3 separate regions of the Mus musculus genome follow, and regions 1 and 2 are each linked to region 3. The links are chromatin loops, found by intact Hi-C in ENCODE. Cell type or tissue: heart. All regions are shown on one strand. Region 1 has its middle 23 kb from the start of Gm31320. Region 2 overlaps Hltf (helicase-like transcription factor). Region 3 has its middle 49 kb from the start of Gm42190.

What was found. Peaks named below come from ENCODE experiments on the same cell type or tissue, not always from the same donor. Only the 100,000 strongest peaks of a DNase experiment are listed, where the experiment ranks them.
Region 1: it touches region 3 in a loop (7-fold over the local background); 37 of 42 quality-filtered maps call a loop at or near these places.
Region 2: it touches region 3 in a loop (9-fold over the local background); 15 of 42 quality-filtered maps call a loop at or near these places.

What each region holds. Positions count from the first base shown.
Region 1 is chr3:20,197,876-20,200,375 of GRCm38, forward strand. No RefSeq gene overlaps it. Among named protein-coding and RNA genes, the nearest start is that of Gm31320, 23 kb to the right of the region's middle. In heart, a CTCF peak has its summit at 1,240 (motif pointing left); no DNase peak of the experiment used is centred here; H3K27ac peaks cover 543 bases.
Region 2 is chr3:20,075,522-20,078,021 of GRCm38, forward strand. Hltf (helicase-like transcription factor) reads left to right here. Exons shown (of 25, transcript NM_009210.3): 10 at 970-1,063. Among named protein-coding and RNA genes, the nearest start is that of Hltf, 19 kb to the left of the region's middle. In heart, a CTCF peak has its summit at 1,373 (motif pointing left); no DNase peak of the experiment used is centred here; H3K4me3 peaks cover 333 bases; H3K27ac peaks cover 521 bases.
Region 3 is chr3:19,903,395-19,905,894 of GRCm38, forward strand. No RefSeq gene overlaps it. Among named protein-coding and RNA genes, the nearest start is that of Gm42190, 49 kb to the right of the region's middle. In heart, a CTCF peak has its summit at 1,485 (motif pointing right); no DNase peak of the experiment used is centred here.

The sequences.
Region 1 (2,500 bases), 290 kb after region 3:
GAGTAACTCAAACAAGAAAATTTAGAGATATTTGGCAAGGAAATAAATCTTGGGAGGTGACAGAGTAGAAGGGAGATGATCAAAACCAAGCAAATGCCATCAGCCAGGCGGAGTGGATTTTAACTGAAAGGGAAGTGCTCGTGCTTGTAGTTCCTTATCTAAAATCCACCGGCTCGGTGGAAACGTCCGAAGCCCTCACATGAGTCACATGACAACGGGAATTGGCACAAGAAATAGGCCACAGACTTTTGCTTGGAAATCATAGTCAAGGGTGAAGCTATGAAGAAAGCTTGTCATGTGGCAACAAGCCTCCTCCTGCGGGGGAGAAAGAAACGGGAGCCAGTGTATGAAGAAAGGTGATTAGATGTTTGACCATAACATAAACGGAGGGAACTTAGGTGAGTCTCTGGATCTCATTGTCTTTGTCCATGGGCATTTCTAACAGTAATTGTTCCATGCTTGTCTCCACAAGGTGTCCAAGCCCAGGGGGCCTCTGAGGCTGAGGGAGGACGGTCTAGAGATCTACTGCCTGGGTTCTCTCGCAGACCAGTGGGCTAGAGATCCAGGTGGGATGGAGTTCATCCTTGTTTCCCATTAACCTAGACACCAAGGCAATGCAAGTCACCATGAAGGCTAGCTGTGGAGGCTAGTTGTCTGGAGAAGTCAGCTCATTACTGTGCCTATAAATACACTGTATAAATTACAGGTTTGTTTATACATGTAACTGTGGTCTTACTATCTTCCTCACCTGTCTTAATAGACCAGAGAAAACTCAGCCTTAGTGTTATATAACTGCAAAGTATGCACTGGACAAACTGGCTGATGACAATCTTTCAATCTTGAGCATATTATACAGGTAATTTGGGGGTTTCATATGAGTCCGGTATGAAGTGGATGTCACAGAATCCTTGTATTTTCTTTATGAAAGATTCCATCTTTTTCTTATGCAGATGAAAGTCTTTGTAGAACCACATGGTCCCCGTCTTCAGTTTTACCTATCTTTTTCATTGGGAAAGCGATGATCACTCAAAAAAAAAAAAAAAAATTCATCCAGCTTTTTAGCTTCTCTCAAATTCTGAAGGTTTTAGCAAAAAAAAAAAAAAAAAAAAACAAACAAACAAACAAACAAAAACAACAACAACAACAAAACAACAAAACAAAACAAAACAAAATAATACAAAACAAAACGGGCCTGACAAGGTTTAGGAGTTGAGTAGCAGCGCCACCTTGTGGTTCAGATCTGCCACTGTTGGACGCTATTCCCACCAAGGCGTGACTGAGTGATTTGCTGAGTTTGGGGATAAAGTCTCTAAAGATGCAGTGGGGTCATGCGAGTGAGACCCTGGTCTGGTAGAAGTGAGAAAATAATTTTTTGCTGTCTATAGTATTTTGTTATTTCAGCTTAACCATAATAAAATACTAGTCTCACTTTGAATGTAACTTCTGTGGGTATTTGCGAGTCTGGTCTATGAACGTGGAAGTTAAGAGCAGCGAAGATCCTTTTCCTTTGCTTTGTGTGCTGGCAGAGACAGAAAGAATTTTTAATAAAGGCCCTGGCATGGGAGGTGCACAGGCTGATGCCAACGGACAGAACTGGCAATGGCTAGGATATTAAGTACAACAGTGCTGCTTGTGAGGCAAGAGCTGTCTTTACTTAACACTTATATTTTATGTATGTATGTTTGGCCTGCATGAACATACACCATGTCGTGCAGTGCCACAGACACCGGAAGAGGAACTGTGGTTACAGAGGGTGGTGAGCTGCAGGTGGGCGCTGAGAATAGAACCTGGGTCCCCTGGAAAAGCAGGCAATGGAATCTTCCCCAAAAAGTGTAAAACTGTGCAAAATGTATATATATTTACATATAAAAATGTATATTAAGAGAGAGAGGATAACAATCTCTCTCTTAAGAGAGTTCATTCTCAAGGGTAGTTTTATATGACTTCCTTTCTGGAAACGGTCACTTCTTATTTCTTTGTTATACGGGAAGACCTAATGGAAGGCCTTTTAGGATTCTGGAGCAAAGATCTGAAGCATCATTTGATATACGTAAAGATCTCCTCATCCCCGAGGAACTCCTCACTGGGGAGAACCAGATCTTGGGAACCAGCATTGAGCATGAGAATACACAGCATTACAAGACCAACCCATTATGTCATGGTTTGCATATGCTTGGCCCAGGGAGTAGCCTGTCGGGAGGTGTGGCCCTGTTGGAGTAGGTGCAGCCTTGTGGGTGTGAGCTTTTATACCGACATCCTAGCTGCCTGAGAGCCAGTATTCTGCTAGCAGCTTTCAGATGAAGATGTAGAACTCTCAGCTCCTCCTGCACCATGCCTGCCTGCATGCTGCCATGTTCCCACCTTGACAATGGACTGAACCTCTGAACCTATAAGCAGCCCCAATTAAATGTTATTCTTATAAGAGTTGCCTTGGTCATGGTGTCTGTTCACAGCAGGAAAACTCTAAGACACATTACAATGTGAATTCTTTGGAATGAAT
Region 2 (2,500 bases), 170 kb after region 3:
CAAGAAAAACTATTAACGGGCTGGAGAGATGGCTCAGAGGTTAAGAGCACTGACTGCTCTTCCAAAGGTCCCGAGTTCAATTCCTAGCAACCACATGGTGGCTCACAACCATCTGTAATAAGATCTGACGCCCTCTTCTGGTGTGTCTGAAGACAGCTACAGTGTACTTACATATAATAAATAAATAAATAAATCTTTAAAAAAAAAAGAAAAACTATTAACATTCTTAAGGTGGAAGGACTACATAAACAAGTGGGTGGAGGGGGAGAGGTAGGAAAGTTGGCTTTTGTTGATAATGCATCCAATTGTGATTGCAAGTTCTCTGCAAATTAAAATTAGTTTGATTTTAGGCCAATAGTACTGTATTGTAGAATGTGGGAGGGCTAAGCAGTGGTAAGGAAATTGACAGTTAATATTTGGAAATACAGATTTATCAACTACCTATTAGAGAGNATATNAAAATATAAAGTCTCCTCCCCTCTCCCCTCCCCTTCCTTTCTCTGTGTGTGTCTGTGTTTGATCAGAAGTAAATTCAGCCTCTAGGTTGGCCAATGCATATTAGAAAAAGATGTTTTTGTTGGGTCATAAAAAACTGAAAGTACTTTTTTTTTAATATTTATTTATTTATTTATTATATGTAAGTACACTGTAGCTGTCTTCAGATACTCTAGAAGAGGGAGTCAGATCTCATTACGGATGGTTGTGAGCCACCATGTGGTTGCTGGGATTTGAACTCCAGACCTTCGGAAGAGCAGTCGGGTACTCTTACCCACTGAGCCATCTCACCAGCCTCTGAAAGTACTTTCTAATGGAAAACTACTAGGTTAGGAGAAATGTGGAAACAATTCTCTGGGGCTTGAGAGGAGTGAAGTTAGTAAAGCTCACGGCTGGTTATGGAGAATCTAACCTTTCACTCAGATGTTGCTATTTTAAGACACCTTGATAATGCTCTGTGCTTCTTTGAAATAGAGTCATCCACGTGTGGTGAAGAACCCAGTATTTCAGGAACTCCGGAGAAGAGTAGCTGTACTCTGTCGCAGCTGTCTAGCGTCTGCCCTAAGAGGTAAAGTGCTGCAGTTTAACTGCATGACATGCTTGCTCACACTCTTCCTCTGCTTTCAGTTACTGTAAATACATTCCTAACTGCAGTTGCTAAATCACAATGACAGTTCTCGTTTGTAAAGATGATAGGTAACAGTGCTCTATAAAAAAGGCATTTATTCCTAAGTCATGCTGCCAGTCTTCCCCTGTTTTTCATTTCAAAATTGAAAGTAGGGCTGGAGAGATGGGTCAGCAGTTAAGAACGCTGACTGATCTTCTCAGCAACCACATGGTGGCTCAAAGCCATCTGTAATGGAATCTGATGCCCTCTTCTGGTGCGTCTGAACACAGCTACAGTGTACTCATATAAATGAAATAAATCTTTAAAAAAAAGTGAAAGTAGTAATAATCTATAAAATACATGACTTACTAATTTTTAATAACTACTGCTAATTTCTCCTTATTTTTTTGACCTATTTTTTTAAATTGTTGAGACAGTAAGAGTTCATTACCTTCTTCTTTTTTCTTTATTTTTTTAGAAAGCAAATTCTTTTTTTCTTTTTTTTTTAAGATTTATTTATTTATTATATGTAAGTACACTGTAGCTGTCTTCAGACACTCCAGAAGAGGGAGTCAGATCTCATTACGGATGGTTGTGAGCCACCATGTGGTTGCTGGGACTTGAACTCAGGAACTTCGGAAGAGCAGTTGGATGCTCTTAACCACTGAGCCATTTCTCCAGCCCTTTTCATTTTATTGTTTTATATGTATGTTTGCTTGTATGCATGTCTTCTGTGTGCCACATGTGTGCCTGGTGCTCAGGAAGCCAGAAGAGGGCATTGGGTCTCTTGGAACTGAAGTTACAGATCATTGTGAGCTGCTATGTGGGTATGGGGAATTGAACTCAGGTCCTCTGGAAGAGGACCCATGCTGGTAATCCCTGAGCCATCTCTAGCCCAGTTTCCTTTGTTTTTGTTTTTGTTTGTTTGTTTGTTTGTTTAATGTTGGTTTTGTTTTGTTTTATTGAGACAGGTTTTTTCTAAGTAGCTCTAGCTGTTCTGGAACTCACTATGTAGACCAGGCTGGCCTTGAACTCAGAGATCTGCTGCCTGCCTCTGCTTCCCAAGTGTTGAAATTAAAGGTGTATGCCATTACTGGCCCCAGCTTCCTTCTTGTGTAAATGCTGAATCTTAAAACTGAACTAATTATACGCCTATGCAATATAGCACTATTAGATAGAATAGATCAGATAAAAGGAAATGGGTTATGTAACAAGGAAAATTTAGACACAGCAGCCAGTTGCATCTATTATAGCCAATACAGCTATGCTTACTCTTCAAATAGTAATAGTTTTAGGACTTTTGAATACTGTCACATTTGTGCTATACAGTGGGTTATATTTTTATTCCTATTTTCCAAGTGAGGAAACAGACATAGTTTGGTGATTTGCCTAAAGTCA
Region 3 (2,500 bases):
GTATGGAGTGAGTTTGGAAGCAGTTTATTTCATGTGTGTGGGTGTCTCCTCTGCCTGTATGTCTGTCTGTGCAGCACGTGTGTGCCTGGAGAAGACTCGAGGGCACTGAATTGCCTGGAACTGACATTGCAGAGGGTTGTGAGCCTCCTTGTGGGTTCTGGGAATCAAAGCCAAGTTCTCTGGAATAAGAGCCATCTTAAGCACTGAGCCATCCCTCTAGCCCCTGGGAACAGTTTTAGTTAGGAAGTGCAGTGCATTGGGTCACAGAGAAAGTGTTCCTGGCTGGGGCCTCAGGAGAGTACTCCAGAAGAGGCAGGAGAGAACATATGTATTAAGAAGAGAGCGGAAGAGAAGGAAAGTGGATCCCAAGCAAGGAAATGTCTAGGGCAAAATTCACGGTGTGGAAGGGAGGAAGGTAGTGAAGAGAGGAGAAAAGAGACACTGTTAATTTTTTAGGAGCTAAACCCCAGAGATGAAGCAAGATAAGGAGCCAAGCAGGCAGGGCTGGGTCTGAAGTTTATTTGCCGTGGAAAGAAGCTTTAAAGAAGTGGGGTCATAGGGAAAATGCCCCTGACCACACTGGGGAAGAGAGCTAACAAGGATGCAGCTGAGAAACCAATTTGGTAACTAGTAAACATCTGGATGAGAAATGACAGTGAAAGCAGAATGGCAAAGACCGAGAGGTAAGTGGAGCGCTATCCGGGGTCTTAGTATGTGAGACCATAAAGGGTAAGGGAGAAGGAAGGGGGCCTGAAGGCAGCCCGGGAGCAAAGCCCCATGTGTAAGGCTTGGGCAGAGTGGGAAATGAGCAGGAGAAGGAAGAGACAATCCAGGTGAGCAGGGAGTATTGGAGCCCAAAGAAACATCCCCTGCCTACTGGAAGAGTAGCTCTTAACTGATGAGCCATCTCTCCATTCCCCCACTTAAACCTATGCCTTATGTCAGACCCCCTTCCTGGTGCAGCCACATTGAATAAATTTCTCTCTGCCTTTGCTTTTTTGGCCCCTTGACTGGCCTATTGAGGACAAGTGACTGAGCCTAATTATTAAAACTGCCAGAGCTCCAATACCAAAGTAAAATCCAGCCTGGAAGCTATGACTCGATTGCCAGGGCCAGAAGTGTACTAGAAACACACTTCTAGAAAAATTTGTGTGAAGGAAACAGTCCACAAATGTAGACCAGGGCTAGAACCAAAGGATGAGCAAGCCTGAGGGCTTCAGACATGAATCTCTTAATAGGATAGAGGATAGTGAGGAGGGAGCTGAGGAAATCAATCCAGGTGAACATTGCAGAACGCAAGAGAGGGCCAGGCAGAACCCTCAGATAAGAGGTAGAAGTGACTTAATTATCCTTAGAACTTAAAATAACATGAAAGGATGGGCAGAGGCAGGCATGTCGCCAGCACTGATTTCAGATATCTTTCTTCCTTTGTTTCTCAGTTGGTCCTTAGTTTAATGCAGGGTGGGCTCCTGTAGCAAGTAGGTAGCCACTAGGTGTCAGCCTTGCGTTATGTTTTGTCTTGACCTCAGGAAGACAGAGTAACTGAGGTACCGAGTTTTCCTCCCCTTACCTTTTCCCTCCCTGGATGTTTAAATTCCAGATTTGAATTTTGGAATGGTGGGGAGGAGGCTATGGAGTCAAGTATTTGCTGACTCACCACTAAGGCAAGACCCTCTCTACAGGCTGGTTCTGTGTCAATTGACACAGGCTGACTCACCACTAAGGCAAGACCCTCTCTACAGGCTGATTCTGTGTCAATTGACACAGGCTGGAGTTATCACAGAGAAAGGAGCTTCAGTTGGAGAAATGCCTCCATGAGATCCAGCTGTGGGGCATTTTCTCAATTAGTGATCAAGGGTGGGAGGGCCCATTGTGGGTGATGCCATCCCTGGGCTGGTAGTATCGGGTTCTGTAAGAGCAGGCTGAGCAAGCCAGAGGAAGCAAGCCAGTAAGAAACATCCTTCCATGGCCTCTGCATCAGCTCCTGCTTCTTGACCTGCTTGAGTTCCAGTCCTGACTTCCTTGGTGATGAACAGCAGTATGGAAGTGTAAGCTGAATAAACCCTTTCCTCCCCAACTTGCTTCTTGGTCATGATGTTTGTGCAGGAATAGAAACCCTGACTTAGCCGGGCAGTGGTGGCACATGCCTTTAATCCCAGCACTTGGGAGGCAGAGGCAGGTGGATTTCTGAGTTCGAGGCCAGCCTAGTCTACAAAGTGAGTTCCAGGACAGCCAGGGCTATACAGAGAAACCGTGTCTCCAGAGGGTGTGGGGGGGAGGAAGAAAGAAAGAAAGAAAGAAAGAAAGAAGGAAAGAAAGAAAGAAAGAAAGAAAGAAAGAAAGAAAGAAAGAAAGAAAGAAAGAAAGAAAGAAAGAAAGGAAACCCTGGCTAAGACAAGTTGGTACCAGGGACTGGGGTATTGCTGTGATAAGCCTAACCATGCTTTTATTTGAAAGAATGTGGATTTGGGGACTTTGGATTTGGAACTCAGTGGAATGC